Linked DNA regions of Homo sapiens: all the other regions are linked to region 3. A link is a loop called in an ENCODE intact Hi-C map of the cell type or tissue named here. Cell type or tissue: IMR-90. All regions are shown on one strand. Links, peaks and the distances in the headings refer to the core of each region. The heading gives the core; the rest is flanking DNA.

Region 1 (5,497 bases), core at 174-5,173, 100 kb before region 3:
TCAGAGACACCTTCTTGCTTCTGAGACCCTCCTGTTCTCTTCAGCTCAAAAATACTCACATGTCAAGGTACTATACTTTGAGGTATTGTGTTCTGAGCCTGAGAAAAGTCACCCAATGGCTCCAAAATCCACACTGAATATCTGTTTGGTTTAAAATTTTTGACTACTCTGAAACATTAAAGATTGTCAGTGCCCCTTTTCTAAAGTTTTCTATTCTTTGGATGTTTCCTGTTTTCCATCCTGCAGTCTAATTGTGGATGGCCACAATGCATCTTTTATTCAACATTTACATAGCAGTGTCACCTAGTCAGATAGGTAGAAATGTAAACTATACAGACTATTTAGAAATCTCTGATTTCTAACTCAGCCTTTTTTTTAAAGCTGCTATCTTATGTTTCTCACTGCCTGTTAGACTTTTCAACTTGGAGTCTTTATTTCTTTTAGTGATTCTACCATGCTTTCAGAATAAAGTTTCTCCCTTAATTTTGCATGTGAGTAATTGCTGACATCTATCATTTTTTCCTTTTTGATGTACTTTGGAATCATTCTCTCAATTTCCATTGACACTGGTATCAGATGTAATTTGGATCTTTTTTAATGATCTGCAAGAATTAATGCAAAAGCATTTTTTAAAAGTTAGGTTCACCTGGGTGTAATTTACATACAATAAAATTCACTCTTTTAAGTGTGGAATTTAATGAGTTTTGACAAATGCATATACAGTCATGTTACTACCACCATGATCAAGATACAAAATATTTCTATCGCCCCAAAATGTTTCCTTGTGGCAATTTGCAGTTACTTCCTGTCCTAAACCTTTAGCCGCTGGCAACTGCCAATCTGTTTCCTGTCCCTATGATTTTGTCTTTTACAGAATGTCACATAAGTGGAATTGTTCTGTATACACACTTTTGTACGAAGCTACTTTCACTTAGTGGAATGCTTTTGAGGTTCATTTGTATTGTTGCATGTAGTTCATTCCTTTTTATGGCTGAATAGCATTCTATCATAAGAGTTGTATCACAATTTGTCTATCTATTGACCAATTGATGGATATTTGGTTGTTTCCATTCTTTGTCTACAATGAAAAAGCCTGCTGAAAACATCTGCATACAACTCTTTCTTTCCATATATATTTTCCTTGCAATAGCACTTGAAGTCATTTCTCTACTCTTGTTTCTCAAGTTCATGTTGCCCACAGAAAAATCTTAATAGTTGTTATAGTGTTTTTCACTTACTCTAAAGCTTTTAGTGGTTTTTTATTACAGGAGATTTATTAGACAAATGTCATTTCTTAGATGACTTTGTTCATTAGTTAATCTTATTGTTCATTACTTAATCTTGTTAGATAAACATCAAACCACTTGTCTTTCTATTAAAGACTTCCAAAGTTGATCTCAAAATACTTTTTCAAATTTACCGCCAATTACTCACTTTATGCTCAAACTATGCTCCTGGATTATTAACCACTCCTGGCATGACATCTTTAAGACTTTCTTCTTCTGTTTATACCATTAATTTAAATTGAATTTAGCTAAATAAGCATTCACTGACCACCTACTATGTGTAAGCTACAATGCTTTGTAGATTCAAGTATCCCCTGCTAATCAAATCTTATTTGTTCTTGAGTTTTTTCTTTGTTTTTTTTTTGTTTTGTGTGTGTTTTTTTTTTTGTTTTTTTTTTTTTTTTTTTTTTTTTTGAGACAGAGTCTCTTCCTGTCACCCAGGCTGGAGTGCAGTGGCACAATCTTGGCTCAGTGCAACCTCCATCTCCTAGGTTCAAGCGAGTCTCCTGCCTCAGCCTCCTGAGTAGCTGGGACTATAGCTGTGTGCCACCATGCACAGTTAATTTTTGTATTTTTAGTAGAGACTGGGTTTCACCATTTTGGCCAGGCTGGCCTGGAACTCCTAACCTCAAGTGATTCACCCCCCTCGGCCTCCCAAGGTGCTGGGATTACAGGAGTGAGCCACAGCACCTGGCCTGTTCGTGAATTCTTGACAGCAAATAGTGGGAGTTCAGCTAATATAGAATACTGACCCTATCTTAATTTATTTGAGTCTATTTGATCTCAGATAGTGAAAGAAGAGTCCCCAGCCCCAGAAAAGTTGCTTGTGTATAATGGGTGCCTAATAAATGTTTGTTTAAATGAGTTTAATTAATATCAATGGCATAAACGATGAAGTAGATTTCAGGTGAGTATGGTGAATTTATTTTTTCACATGCTGAGATAGAGACATCATGGGAATGTGAGATAGGAAGTAGGGATCACATTTGAAGACATAGCTTGAAGCAGGAATTGCTTAGAAGTGGTAGCTGATGCCAAGGGAGTGAATAAGTTTCCTTAGGGAGAAAGTAAAGAATGAGGAAAGACAGAGCTGGGAAACCTTTGGGGAATGCAGGCATTTCATATCTGCTGACTAGGGCAGGACTGAGATAATTAAAGAATAAGTGGAGCAAAAGCAGTAGGAGATATAAGAATATGCAGGGAATAGATGAGGTGGTAAGGAGAGTGTGGGAAGGTGAAATGCTTGGACATTTATTGAATGACTATTATGTGTCTGTTAGAGATTGATAGGCAATTTACTTAATTTGCCCCATTTAATCCTCATAACAAAGCCCATGAAATAGGTAATATTATTCTCCTTTATTAGATGAGAAAGCTTATGCACAGATAATTTAACAAATTTTCCCAAGGTAATATAGCTGGAAAGTGGCATAGCTGGGTAAAATATTAAGCGTAGTAAGGGCATGTTGTTCTGTGTCTAACATTGTTCCATGTCTGCTTTGTTTAACATTGATCCTCAGAACCTAGTTTGGTTCCTGGTACACACTGTGCATTCAATAAGCACCCATTGATTATATTAAATCAAACTTACGTCTGTTTGACTTCAAAGCCTATGGTCTTTGCGTAATACCTTATTGAATGATCACAGAAACCAAGGAAGGTGAAAGTTTGAATACGAAAGCATACACTAACTCATTCAGAGCTGTTGAGTCATCACAAGGATTTAGAAGAGTTTATTGACTTTCTCAGAAGGAGGTAGTCATTGACAAGCTTAAAAAGAACATTTTCCATAGAGTAGACTTCAAAGGCAGAATGTCATAGGCTGGAAAATGCCTTGCCTCAGCATACTTTGCTATTGCAAACTGTTTCTTATACGTGGCAGCAACACTCCAATGCTCTGAGATAATTGCAGCTCATTAGCCCATTTCTACTGCCTCCAGATTTCTTGGGTGGGAGTCAGATACTATTCCCCTGTGTTCCTCCTAGCTTCGAGGTTCACATGCTAAGCTTCAAAAGCAGACTCATTGGTGCTCCCTTATTAGGCTTGAGAGCTCCTGTATCTCCAAGGAGGATGGGACTCTTAAGTAGAGTCTTAGAAGAAAGAAACCTAATTAGAAATCCATCCTTTATCTCAATTTTCATTTTTTCTATAATTTCAAGGTGGATGAGGGATTCAGGTATTGTTTAACTATTCTAATTATCTATTTTTAAAATTCTGCAAATGGTCTAGCACCTCCTTTGGAATGTAATATCTATTGTGTTGATTCCTTCATTTAAATTTATAATTTAACATCTTGTTTTATCAGCAAATTTTTGCAGTTCAGTATACCGAGTGCTCTATAAGAAATATTAAAGATATGGAGCAAAGGAAAGTGTGATCAACTCTCACCTGGGGTGGAGATGTGGTCAGGCAGAACTTCACAGGAAATGTGATGTTTGACTTTAGTTTTGAAGGATGGAAGCGTGTGGGTAGCATGGGACTTTGACAGTGGGAGGAATATAATGTTCTCCCTGTAGCTATGTGTCCCTGCTGGCCTCTTTCCAAATTACTTTGGTATAGGTGATAACCTACAAGTGCATAGCATTGCATTTTTTATTAGGTGGAATAAATTTATTTCTTTCAGTTTATATAATAAGTAGTTCTGCTGCCACTGCTGCTGGCTTGCTTCATGGTTTGCTTATGTGCCGTTGGTGGAAAATAAGAAGAAGGAATGACTTAAATAAAAATACAAAAAAAGCAAAATTACATAAAGAGGCCCATGGAAGAAAACTTTTTAGGAACCAGTAATGGGAAGGGTTACTATTAAAGAAATGGGATGACTATCAAGAATGTTATTGTGTCTACTGAATTTATTTAGGCATGTTGAGTCATAGACATAACTTAATGTGTTAAAATACATTCTCACAGATTGACCAAACCAAATAACATTAATATAAATGTGGTAATAGAATAATATTTCAAGTTGAATTTTAGACCATACAGATAGAGTGAGGGAATGTGGAGGATACCTGTCATTTAAGAGACCACAAAGGACTCTTTCCTGAGGTGAATGGAAGGTGGAGGTGAGAATCTTGGTCTCAGAGTGCATACCTGGGTTCAAAGTCCAATTTTGCTATTTTCTGTCTTTTGACTTTGGGGAAACTATTCTTTCTAACCCTCAGTTTTCTCATGTCTAACATGGAGATTATATCTTTGTTACATTTTGCTATGAGAATTAAATGACTTCACATATATAGAGTGTCTCACAGTGTACCTGGACCAAAGTAGTTGCTCAATAAACATTGGTTAATTTCTTTCATCTCTGTTTTCTTTTCTACTTCCCCTTTACCTCCTCATGTCTTCCTTTCTATCTCTTCTCCCACTGAAAGATGGGAAAAGGAAGTTATATTCAAGGAAATGTTCAGTAATGAACTATTCAAGAATTAAGGCTCAGCGCTTACATAAAAAAGTAACATAGACTTCATGTTGAAGATTTTACTATTATCAATGTCATTTTATATATAAGGAAACTGAGGTGTGGAGCGATTAAGTAATTTACCAAGATTAATCTTGAATAAGTGTCAGATTCAGGACTTTAACTCCCCATCCTTTTGATGCTAAAGAACAAGCTCTTAATGACAATTCACAATACTGTGAAGATTTCTGTGAACTCAACTAAATTCCTCAGTCATCATTTCACCTGCTGCCTTTAAGCCACAGCTCCCTCAGCCTGTACCTAAATAGCATGCTTCTTTTGTTTCTTTGTTTTTTGTTGTTGTAATGGCCTTATATTTATCCTGATTAAATTCCATCTTGTTAGATTTGGCCTATCTTTCTAGCCTGTCAAGATCTTTTTGATTCATGATACTGGCATATTGTCATCCAACATATTCCTTACCCTTCTAAGCTTTTTATCAGGTGCAAATATAATACACATATGTTTCCTGTCCTCATTCAAGTCATTGATAAAATTGTTGAACAAGATGAGGCAGAAGGCAAAGCCCACAGAGAGTGACATTATTTCATCATTAATCAGTATCCTCAAGAAATGGCTTTTCAATTCATTTCAAATCCATCCAGTTTTATTAACATTTACTCTTTCTTTTGCAAGGGTATTAAAAAAGACTTTGTCAAGCCTTTTAGCCTTGATGAAGTCTAGGTTTCTGATATCCACTGTATTTCACTGATGTGCAGGTTTAGTAACCCTGTCAAAAAGGACTCTAGTTTTCAA
Region 2 (5,497 bases), core at 210-5,209, 360 kb after region 3:
GGAGGAGGGGGTTTGGTTCTGTGGAAGGAGGAGGGAGAAAGTTCAGTCTCTTTGAAGAAGAGGAGGGAGTTCAGTTATGGGGAAGAGACAGACAGTGCCAAGAAGAGCAGAGGGAGGGCTAGCCTGATGAGGACTGAAAACCATCACTGGGTTTGGCACCTAGGAACTAGCAGGTACCTAACCACAGTTAAGAGTGGTGGCAAGCCAGAATACAGTGATTGTAGATACAAACGGGGAGGTGAGGAAGTAGAGAAACATAGATCCCAGCACTTTGGGGGTCCGAGATAGGTGGATTACCTGAGGTCAGGAGTTCGAAACCAACTTGGCCATCATGGTGAAACCGTATCTACTAAGATACAAAAATTAGCTGGGCATGGTGGCGCACACCTGTAATCCCAGCTACTTGGGAGGCTGAGGCAGGAGAATTGCTTGAGCCTGGGAGGAGGAGGTTGCAGTGAGCCGAGATCGCGCCACTGCACTCCAGCCTGGGCGACAGAGTGAGAATTCATCTCCAAATAATAATAATAATAAAGAAACATAGACTAGAACAAGAACCGCATGAATTCTATGAAACAGCTCTGCATTTCGTGCTTAAATATGTGACAGAGCTGTTCCACTAGATTGCATTCGGGGAGAGGCAGGAAGTTGAAGGAGACCCAGGCTAAGTGAGTCAAGCAGTAACTTATGTATTATCTGCCTCCACTTCTGAACTAAAATCTATTTCACTCTGTCGACTGCTTCCGGTCGGCACATCAATCAACCATAGGACCTGAAAAAAGTATTGCCTGGAAGTGATCACATCTGTGTCATATTACATCCCTTGTCATACTGGAGTGGCTGCAGTGTGGCAGTAACCACCATCTAATGAGGACAATCGGAAAAGTGAAGTCAGGTAGGCTTAGTATAATCTTTTCATTATGCAGAGGATAAAATAGGTTAGGTGACTTGTTCAAGGTCATAAAGTTTTCTGTAAAAGGAAGACTAGAATCCAGATTTTCTAACTCAGCCAGATGTCTTTCCCCGAGACTCATACTAACTCCCTAACGAAACACTGGATGCAGAACTTGGTTGTAATTTCACCATCTCATAATCTTTAGGTTGAAAGATTCTGCTCTAAATTTAGCTGACTATTTAATTAAACTGATACTATTAAAGGTTTTGCCTTTACTACCTTAATAACTCTTATTTTATATATTGCATCACCAATTAAAATCATGCTGAGAGGCTTTTCATGTGTCTATACAATTTGAAATTATTTTGTAAAAATGGGATGGTTTAACTTTCGCATACTGTGGAATGATTTACATGCCCCTCTTCCACTTATTTCTAAGATGAATTCTATTATGGATCCAGATCTTTACGTGGAAATCGGTGCCACTATTGAATATTTGAAGTTTTCCTTCAAATTCCACTTGCTAAAATCTATGTTGATAAAGGAACTATTTACCTCATCTGAGAAGAATCAAGGATAGTCTCATCTGATAGACCTTCTTCTCCTTCTTCTACCACCATCACTCTTCTCTGCCCCATAGAACCTTAAAATCATGAATTTATATCCACAAAACTCTGACAATGGTCATACTTGAAAATTTTCATTAAGCTAAGGTGGTTTGGACCTGTCAAGAAATAGTTTGATAGAAAATACATTTGTCTTCTTAAAGAAAGATCACTTATATCTACACTTACACACCCCACAGGCCTATATAAAATGCAAGGTATCTCAAACTGAGTTCTTCATATTACTCTGTTGAAGACTGTCTATCTTTTCTCTGTGTTCATTCTTAAAACTGAAGATATTGCTATGAACTCAGGAACTCAAGTTTCTGTCTCTGTTTCCCTATATATTTCCTTCATATGGTTGCACCCCTTTCTGTTTAAAAAAAGTTTCTAAAATCTACCACTTAATTGTTTTTTCTTAGTTTTTGGCCCTATGATCCTTAACTTAGATCACTAAAATATTCTTCTAATAAATGTCCAGGCTGGGTGCAGTGGCTCACGCCTGTAATCCCAGCTCGTTGGGATGCTGGGGCAGGAGGATTGCTTGAGGTCAGGAGTTCAAGACCAGCATGAGCAACATAGTGAGACTCCCATCTCTACAAAAAAAAAAAAAATAATAATAATAATAAAAATAACAGGGCAAGGTGGCATGCACTTGTGGTTCCAGCTACTTGGGAGGCTAAGATGACAGGATCATTGGACCCCAGAAGGTGGAGGCTGCAGTGAGCTATGTTTATTCCATTACACTCCAGCCTCGGTGACAGAGTGAGCCTCTGTCTCAAAAAAAAAACACCCAAACCCAAACCAAAACAAGTGTTCACATATCCGATCTTCCTGTTTTTTTAAGGCATTTTCTACAACATTGCTGGAACTACTTTTTATGACTTACTGCCCAGATAATCATGTCCAAACCTGGTACACAATCTAGTGCCCTAAAGATTTTCCACTTTTTACCACTGTTCCTCACATAATTTATTCTTTAATCTTAACTAACTTGCCATATTTTGAAACTGCCAACTCTTTTCTGAATCTGTGTGTTTGCATTGTGCATTCCTTTATGACTGGATAATCCTTCCCACTTAAACTCGTTAGTGAGAATTTACTCATTCTAGAAAGGGCATTCAAATGTCATGTCCTCTGGGTGTCTGTCCCCAGACTTTTTACATTTCTTTACTTTCCCTCAGAAATATTCATTGCTATTCTCGCTGTGTTAGTGTCCCTACAATGGCTATAGTATCTGTCACATTACATCAGAGTGAGTTGCGAAAGTCTGTCTCTCCAGCTGGATTTTGCATTCCTTGAATTCCTGGCTTAGTATTACATATTCGCTCATTTTTGTAAGAGTGTTTACCATAATGTTTGGAGCATAGTAGTCATATGTAAAACATGAATCAAATGTGATTGAATTGAACCTCTGGCATTTTGCTATTTTTCTTCATTAGTAGAATATGTTTACCGGGTTTGTGATGAGTCTCTCCTCTTTATTCATGGATATATTTATCTTTTTGTTCTTTTAAAACAGAACAAGTGCTAATTGATAAGATATCGTGTGTGGAGTGTCTATGATATTGTGCCAAGATCTAATCTGAATAAGCATTCTTTTTTAACATGTCCACAGATTAGAAGTGGACCTTTAGGTGTCACGTGGTCGAATCTTCCTCTGCAAGAGTGTGATGCCATATTTTAGTAGCATTAATTTTTCCTTTCCATGTTAAATATTTTTCTGCGCATCTTTCTCAACTCTATGTCCCAAACCCCTCACCACAAGCCTGGAAACTTAAGAGCCTGGAGACTCTACTGACTTCTTCTAGAGCAGTGATGTCAGCTGAGGAAATCCTTTTCTCAAATCACATTTGACAATATCTGGAGACATTCTTTGATTTTCAGAATGAGAAAGTGCCTCAGGCATCTAGTGGAAAGAAGCCGGGGATGTTGCTAAACATCCTGAAATACACAGAGCAGCCCCCACCACAAAGCATTCTCTTGTCCAGAATGTCAACACTGGTAAAGCTGAAAAACTCTGTTCTAGAGGGTGCTGCCCAGAGAGCATTTTCTAATTTTTCCTATAGAGATGAAAAGTTCATATTCCATGAATTTCCGTGTATGAGACTGTGCATGCCTCACGTTTCCAACCAACCTGACAAACTACAATCAGGAACCCATAAGGAGCTGTCAGCAGTAAGGACCAAAGGCTGAAGTCATTTACCACCTTTCTTTTATGATCACTAATCACACAGAGTAGAGAGACTTTAAGAAAAAAAGAAGGATAATTACTTTGCAGTTTTTTTTCTACTACTCAGTTAATTGCTAGTCATTTTAAGAAACATATAACAGAAGAGATTTTAAAGAAATATGACACAAAGCAGAGGCAGGTGTGAGTAGGATACCAAGTTAATAATACATACCAATGACTGTTTTTAGACAATAGAAAGAAAATGAATGCCCATAATGAGTATACTAATGGCAACACTCCATAGTTCTCCAACATGACCTTGTAGGATGGAGAATGGTTTGAAATTGCCATTATATAAGCTGGGAGAAAAGTGCTTTGAGAGTACTGTACATAAAAGCAGTAGAGGTTTCACAAATCCCAGAAGGCTGGAGGCAGAGAAGGCTATTAAAATGTGTGATCCTGGAAGAAATTGTTTCTATAATTGACAACAAACTACGTATCAACCAATACTTGCCATGTGTACTTTAATCTTTTAGCCTGGCACTTACCTGCAGGGTCACCGGGGATGGCTGACTTACATCCCACACTCCTGGAGTTATCATTTCTACGGGAGGCTCACTCTGTAATGTCATGCTGAACAGCATAGACCCGAGAATGGATTTTCTGCAAAAGACAACACACACACACACAGACAGGAGTCACTTCATGAGGGAAGTTATAATTATCTGTAAATGTTTTCTTTTGGAATATAAACATAATCCGCTCTTACAGGGGCTTTATTCAGTTGCTAGAAAAGAAATGAGATAGTCCACCAGCCTAGACACTGATTAACAGTTCGTTTCTAATATACCACATGCTTGGCTATTTTCATAAATGCCTACATTTATTTTGCACATGAGAAAATTATTTGCCCACAGTGGTTTCTAATGGGTAGCATTTATTTTTAATTGCCATCAATGGTGATTATAAAGTGGGACTAAGAATTTCAGATTTATATTATTGGAGTTACAACTGCCTTAAATCAATAAAGATGTCAACTCTTCAGAACATATTTTGCTCCATGGAGTGACTAAATCCCCTGGGAAACTTTAAAGATACAAGTTCTAAATTTATTAAAAAAAAAAAGATTTAAATTAGCATAGCATATGATCTGCAGAATAAAAATAGTTGTGGGGCTTCACGGAGGAAACGCTTCCTTATGCATAAATAGAAAGATTATTCATATTCTAAATGTTTAAAAATCGGTGGTAAATTACCATAGTAAATGAGAGTGCATACAGGAAAGGCTTTAAACAGGGAAGAGTTTGTGGATGGTTTTAACAGCTTCAGTAACATCCAAATCCACAGATCCTTATGTGAATTAAAAAAGAAGTTGTACCTGGCTAGGTATATGAGTCAGAATATCAGTAAAATGTTCCAGTGATCACAGAAAACAGTGTTGGATTTTAATATGCCAACTTGAAAGTGCAAAACTGAAAGTCAACAAAATTAAATTTAAGTTTATAAAGAACTTTAATGCATCCAGTGAGCTTTTCTAAAAGCAATATACAATTCCATCTTGCCATTTAACAGATCTTATGCAAAGCATGAGGAAAAAATTCAACAAATAAAGCTTTCTTTAGACCTTTAGCTTTCTGAAGACTGCCTCTTTTATCATTTTCTCTATTTAAAGATATTGTCAGCACATATCTGCCTAGAGGAGTATAATGTGCTTTATTAAAATATAGGCAGATGTTTTATATGACTCAAGAATATTCTTGTAGCAGGATGAATTTTGGGTCTTCTTTGTTTCTTTGTTCCATCCCTCCCTTATCTAGAGAAAATCTG
Region 3 (5,497 bases), core at 369-5,368:
AGGGGGCAACTGGAGAGGCAGGAAATTTCTGCACTCCTTTGTGAAGCAGTTTTATAGAAGAGAAAATTATTAGAATTTTGAGTGAATCACAGTACAGTTATACTATATCTTTATGGTCAGGTTTTCATAATCTACTGATCTGGTAAGAAGAAATACACAACTTTTTCAATTTCCCAGTTAGAATTTGACACTGCTTACAGGTCCTGGCCTCTTTTGATCTCTCCTAAACAATCCTTTGGTAACAGTGACAGCCTATGAAGCCAAATTCACTTTTTCCAATCACCTCCTAGGTGAAAACAGAGATAATCTGTTTTTTCCAATCCCAGTTTGTGTTTGTCTTGAGAAATTCAACCCCAGCCAGATGAGTGGCATTTCTTGCTTTGCTCAGAGCACACCCTTGCCCAGCACTCAGCCTCATCTGATTACAACAGACCACTCACAGTTACATAAGGCAAGGTTGAAGTGTGGTGCTCTCTCCCTGACACAAGCGGAGGAGAGGGAAAATGTGGGGACATATTTCAGTTTAGCTTTGGCAGCTTTAACCTCATGCTGCTTCTGAATAAATAAAACAATTTTTTACTTCTGTTTGTTTTCCCTTTAGTTTCCTCCTTTTGTGGTTCTGGTTGTTTATTTTTGGTTTGCTTTCTTATTTCCCTTGTTTTAGCTTTTTTTATTCACCTGTTTTCTTTTATTCCCCATAGCTCATTTCTTTTCTCCTCTCTGCACAGGCAACCATTCTAATACATTTAATGTGTATTTTTTTTTTAAAAGAGCATGTGTTCTTGAAAAATGTATACTGCAATTTGTAAGCATCTCCTTTCAATTTTTGCATTTGTTATTGTGATATAAATCGCACTGTGTCTTACTCTTTGTTACCCAGCTGTGTGCTTTTAAGATCCACTCATGTTGCTCTGGGTATGTCTACTCCATTACTTGCAGCTGTCCCTGGTACTCCTTGGTGTGTATCTGCCACCTTTACCTTTTCATTCATCGAAATTGCAACTAACTTCCTGCCACTGCAGTGAACATCCTTGCACATGTTTTCTTCCAGAGCAGTGTGAGCATTTTGGAAAAAAATAGACCCAGGAATGGAATTGCTAAGTCATAGGGCATGCCTGCGATTAATTTGACTAAATAGTGCCACATGGCTGACAGCAGCCCTTGTCTACCTTCCCACTAGCAATGTATGAGACTTCTAAACACACACACACACACACACACGCACACACACACACCCTCTAACCAGAATTTACCTAAACTGGCTTCTAATTTTTGCCTTTTTAAAAGTGTGATATAAAACTAATTGCAGTTTTAATTTGCATTTCTTTGATGATTTCATATGCTTTTTTTCTTAGTTCTTCTGGGTTTTCTGTTCTATAAGTTTTTATATACTTCACCCATTTTTTGTATTAAGATTGCTATTTTCTGGTTGATTTGAACAGTTTCTTGTGTCAAAGTGTGTGTATACTGCTAGAAGAAAGAAGGGTAAGATTTACTTCTCTTCTTTATAGCGTCCCACTCAAGGTCTCAGTAATTTTACCCTTCATCAGCCATATGAAGATATTTTTCAAAGATTTGTTACAACTTATGAGAGCATTACAGTTACCTTGATTTACTAAGAAATTGTAGATTATTTTCTTTTAAAGTACCACCCACTTGTCGGCAACTTGGAAATAGAAATGAGAATGGAGCTGTTGAGACTTTCTTTCTTAGGGCAAGTTCCTCCAATTATCAGAAGGTACAGGGGAAAAAAATTGACATCCAATTCTACTTCTGCCATAATGCACAGCTGGGCTGCCCCATAATGATGGAAATGTGAGAAGCTCTTTCCAAGCATCTTCTCTGAAATTAGGTGTTGGCTCAACCATATCCTTTGTGTCCAAACCCTCACATGTCTAAACCCTCCTAAGATCTGCCTGATGGGCTTAGTAATAATAGAGGAAATGGAACAAAATGTGAATATAATGCTGGGCCAGGACTATAGTATTGATTAAAGTTGCATGATTGTTTTAAAAAAGCACTCAAATTATCTGGGCCTTGTTTCAGTTTCCCGAACTATAAATGAAGAAACAAAACTGTATGGTGGCTATTGTCTTTTAGTTAAGAAAGAAAAAAACAAAACACAAAACTATTAAAGTCTTCAAACTGTTTTCAAGCTTATACATGGCTCATCAGCAGAAGTCTTCAACATGAATTTTTCAAGGCAAGAATGGAATTAGTCATAAGGAAATTCCCAAAGAAAAGGAAAATTCTTTGTAGAAGGAGACTTTATCCAAAAATGAGGTATAAAATGAAATACTGAGGTGAATGCGCAAAATATTTATTAGGAAGCATTGAGAAATTATTCCAATATCCCTGCTAAAAAACATATAATGTATATAGAATTTTCCAGTATCTTCAGTAATAAGCCTTATATGATACTTCACTGTCACTGTGTTTGCAAATCACAGTGTTGAGATCAGCCTGTTGGCTGCCTAGCTGAGTGGTTTTCCCAGGTTTGATAAGAAAGCAGTCTTACATACCAATAAGTTAACTCACTCTCTCATGCCACAACTGCCTCTGAATTTAGGCTACATTTGCATGCCATTAGGGTCACAGATCACATTCCCAGGGAATGAAGAAAATAAATCTGTCCAATTAGCAAATCCTATTCGCACCACAAATTCTTCTTTATTTGCATGAGTTTGGAGTCTGAACATGGTGTTTGCAAAGCAAGGGCACTTTACATATTCTAAAATAAGAATGAAAAGTGACTAGGGAGATAAGAACAGTATGGTAAGAATTATATTTGTGTAACAAAATTAATTCAGGAAAGCTGTTGCATTTATAACCTAGAAGAGGTTGTCCTTTTCAGGGGAATTAAAATGGACTAAAATATACAGAACAGTTACTTGAAAAGCTTCCAAACACATCTTTTATGTAGTGATACAAAATATATTTATTTACTTAAACAAATGGCATTTCCAAATGAACAAAAGGATAAAATATCTTTAGTGAATGCCAGATGCTCATCTTATCAAAATGAAGCTCTGTAAGGTGTCAGAAATAGCATTCAGATGAATGGATGTTTGATATCTCCTATTTGCTCTTCCAGTCTTACTTTCTTCCCTTCACCACCCTATTGTTAACCTGTGGAGGCTGATGTGTATGGACTATATTCATGGGCTCTCTTGTCTGTCCTCCGTTTGTAGATTGAGTTAGCTAGAGAGCCCTGACGGAGACTGGAGAAAGGAGGAGAACATTTATGCTGTTAGCTTTTTCCCTGAGCAATGTCTTTAGACTGTCAGTGTCGTTCCACAGAAGTTTACACCCCTTCTTATGGTGGCCCAATAAATAGACTCCTCCTTCCAGGCTCCAGTGACCACTCCCTAACCTAGGCCTAAAGATATGAACTGCTTTCATGTTACTTTACCACTCCATGTGTTTCCACATCTTTGTTGATAATTCTTTCATTATACCTTCTTTGAATTATTAGATTGGTATTTGTCCATCTGTTTCCTGTTGGGATCCAGATTTACTGAATTTGGAAGACAAATCTTGCCCCCGGCACCTTTTTAAAGAATCTATGTCCACTTGGCTTGTAATAAGACATCAGGAGTGAATTGTCAGGGAAATAACAGAGTGAGGAAATTATATATTCTCATTATGTGCCAGGTACCATGAAACACTTTTTAATTGCAAATCTGTACATCCAACCCAGAGGTATCTGTAAATTGGAATTTCTGAAAGGTAGAGAGCTTGGCTGGACTGGGGAATGATGCTCTCAGAAGCTTTCTCTTATCACTGGGAAATATTGCCTGTCCAGCTCTGGCCAACCTGTGAGACTGATGGACGTTCTCTTCTTTTGGACATTTACTCATTCACCAATCATTTACTGCTCATGAAATATATGTAAACACCATACGAGGTGCTGCAGATTTGCAGCTGCAAAGTGCTGTACAATTAACTCACTATCTAATTTTAACGTTGCAAAAATCTTCCCCATTTAACAGATGGAACAATTGAGTATCAAACAAATCATATGTTTTAACTATGCCTAAAATTACAAAGATAGTAATTGGTAGAATAAAGACTTGAACTTATGTAGTCTGACACAGTGTTTCATAGATTTCCACTATATTACCTAAGAATGAAAAAAAAAATTCCTCCTTTAGTTTATTAACAGAAGCAGAACACACGCAGACACATTTAATATTCAAATTAGGGTGAACAGGCTGAGCGCGGTGGCTCACACCTGTAATCCTAGCAACTTGGGAGGCCAGAGCAAGAGGATCCCTTGAGGCCAGGAGTTCAAGACCAGCCTGGGCAACATAGCAAGTTCCCATCTCTGAAAAACAAACAAACAAAAATAAGGTGAACAAGTACCAAGGCAGAATTAGAGATAAAATGTGTTCACTTTTAGGGAATTTAGAGCACCTCTGGTGAGGCCAGTAGAACAGGCTTTTTAAAAAAGATGCTGGAGGCCAGGCACGGTGGCTCACACCTGTAATCCCAGCACTTTGCAAGGCCGAGGCGGGTGGATCACCTGAGGTCAGGAGTTTGAGACCAGCCTGGCCGACATGGTGAAACCCCATCTCTACTAAACGTAGAAAAAATAACCAGGCCTGGTGGCGCATGCCTGTAATCTCAGCTACTTGGGAGACTAAGGCATGAGAATCACTTGAACCTGGGAGGCGGATGTTGCAGTGAGCCGAGATCCCACCACAGCACTCCAGCCTGGGCGATAGAGCAAGACTCCATCTCAAACAAAAAAAAAAAAAAAAAAAGAAAAAAGAAAAGACAAAGAAAAGATGCTGGAAGATAGGGACACTCAGGTCATGGAGGACATTAGACTGCTAAGCTAGGGAATTTGAAATGTATCCCCTACTTAGTAGATATTTGTAAAAAGTGTTTGATCAGGATTGTGAGGAATATCAGTTAATAAGCAATTGAGGCTTATAAAGATGAATTTGGAAAAACTTCATAGAATAGGTTGGAGACTAAGAGAAAAAGAAATGAAAACAGACCAGTTAGACAACTTGATAAGTGAAAAATAACAAGGATTATTAAGGGGATAAGAGAATAAATTTTAAAAATTGCAAAATAGAAATAGACCCAATGAATTGAATTTTAATAAATGGATAATTAATAAATGACAAAGGGAATAAATATGGAAAATGCTTTCAAGGATAGAAACAAAGGAATCCAATGACTTATTGGATTTTATTTTGTGTTGTTTTATTTTATGATTTTACTTTTTAAAATCTTTGATTGTAGGTTCAGGGGTACACATGCAGGTTTTTTACACAGGTGCATTGTGTGTGACAGGTGTTTGGTGTACAGATTATTTCATCACTCTGGTAATAAGCATAATACTCGATAGGTAATTTTTAAATCCTGCCCCTCCTCTGACCCTCCACCCTGAAGTAGGCCCCAGTGTCTGTTGTTCCTTTCTTTGTCTCCATGTTTAGATCCCACTTATATGGGAGAAAATGTAGTATTTGGTTTTCTATTCCTG

What was found. A loop is a pair of places that touch in the nucleus more often than their neighbours do. Peaks named below come from ENCODE experiments on the same cell type or tissue, not always from the same donor. Only the 100,000 strongest peaks of a DNase experiment are listed, where the experiment ranks them.
Region 1: a loop joins it to region 3, with 8 times the contacts of the local background. A loop is called at or near these places in 1 of 110 quality-filtered maps.
Region 2: it touches region 3 in a loop (4-fold over the local background); 1 of 110 quality-filtered maps calls a loop at or near these places.

Annotation. Positions count from the first base shown.
Region 1 is chr12:18,846,809-18,852,305 of GRCh38, reverse strand. No RefSeq gene overlaps it. Among named protein-coding and RNA genes, the nearest start is that of CAPZA3, 110 kb to the right of the region's middle. In IMR-90, for the core only: no CTCF peak of the experiment used is centred there; a DNase peak (open chromatin) is centred at 3,015.
Region 2 is chr12:18,380,602-18,386,098 of GRCh38, reverse strand. PIK3C2G (phosphatidylinositol-4-phosphate 3-kinase catalytic subunit type 2 gamma) reads right to left here. Exons shown (of 33, transcript NM_001288772.2): 14 at 4,219-4,333. Among named protein-coding and RNA genes, the nearest start is that of PIK3C2G, 120 kb to the right of the region's middle. In IMR-90, for the core only: no CTCF peak of the experiment used is centred there; a DNase peak (open chromatin) is centred at 2,778; H3K27ac peaks cover 1,776 bases.
Region 3 is chr12:18,745,214-18,750,710 of GRCh38, reverse strand. No RefSeq gene overlaps it. Among named protein-coding and RNA genes, the nearest start is that of CAPZA3, 9.8 kb to the right of the region's middle. In IMR-90, for the core only: no CTCF peak of the experiment used is centred there; a DNase peak (open chromatin) is centred at 2,530; H3K27ac peaks cover 717 bases.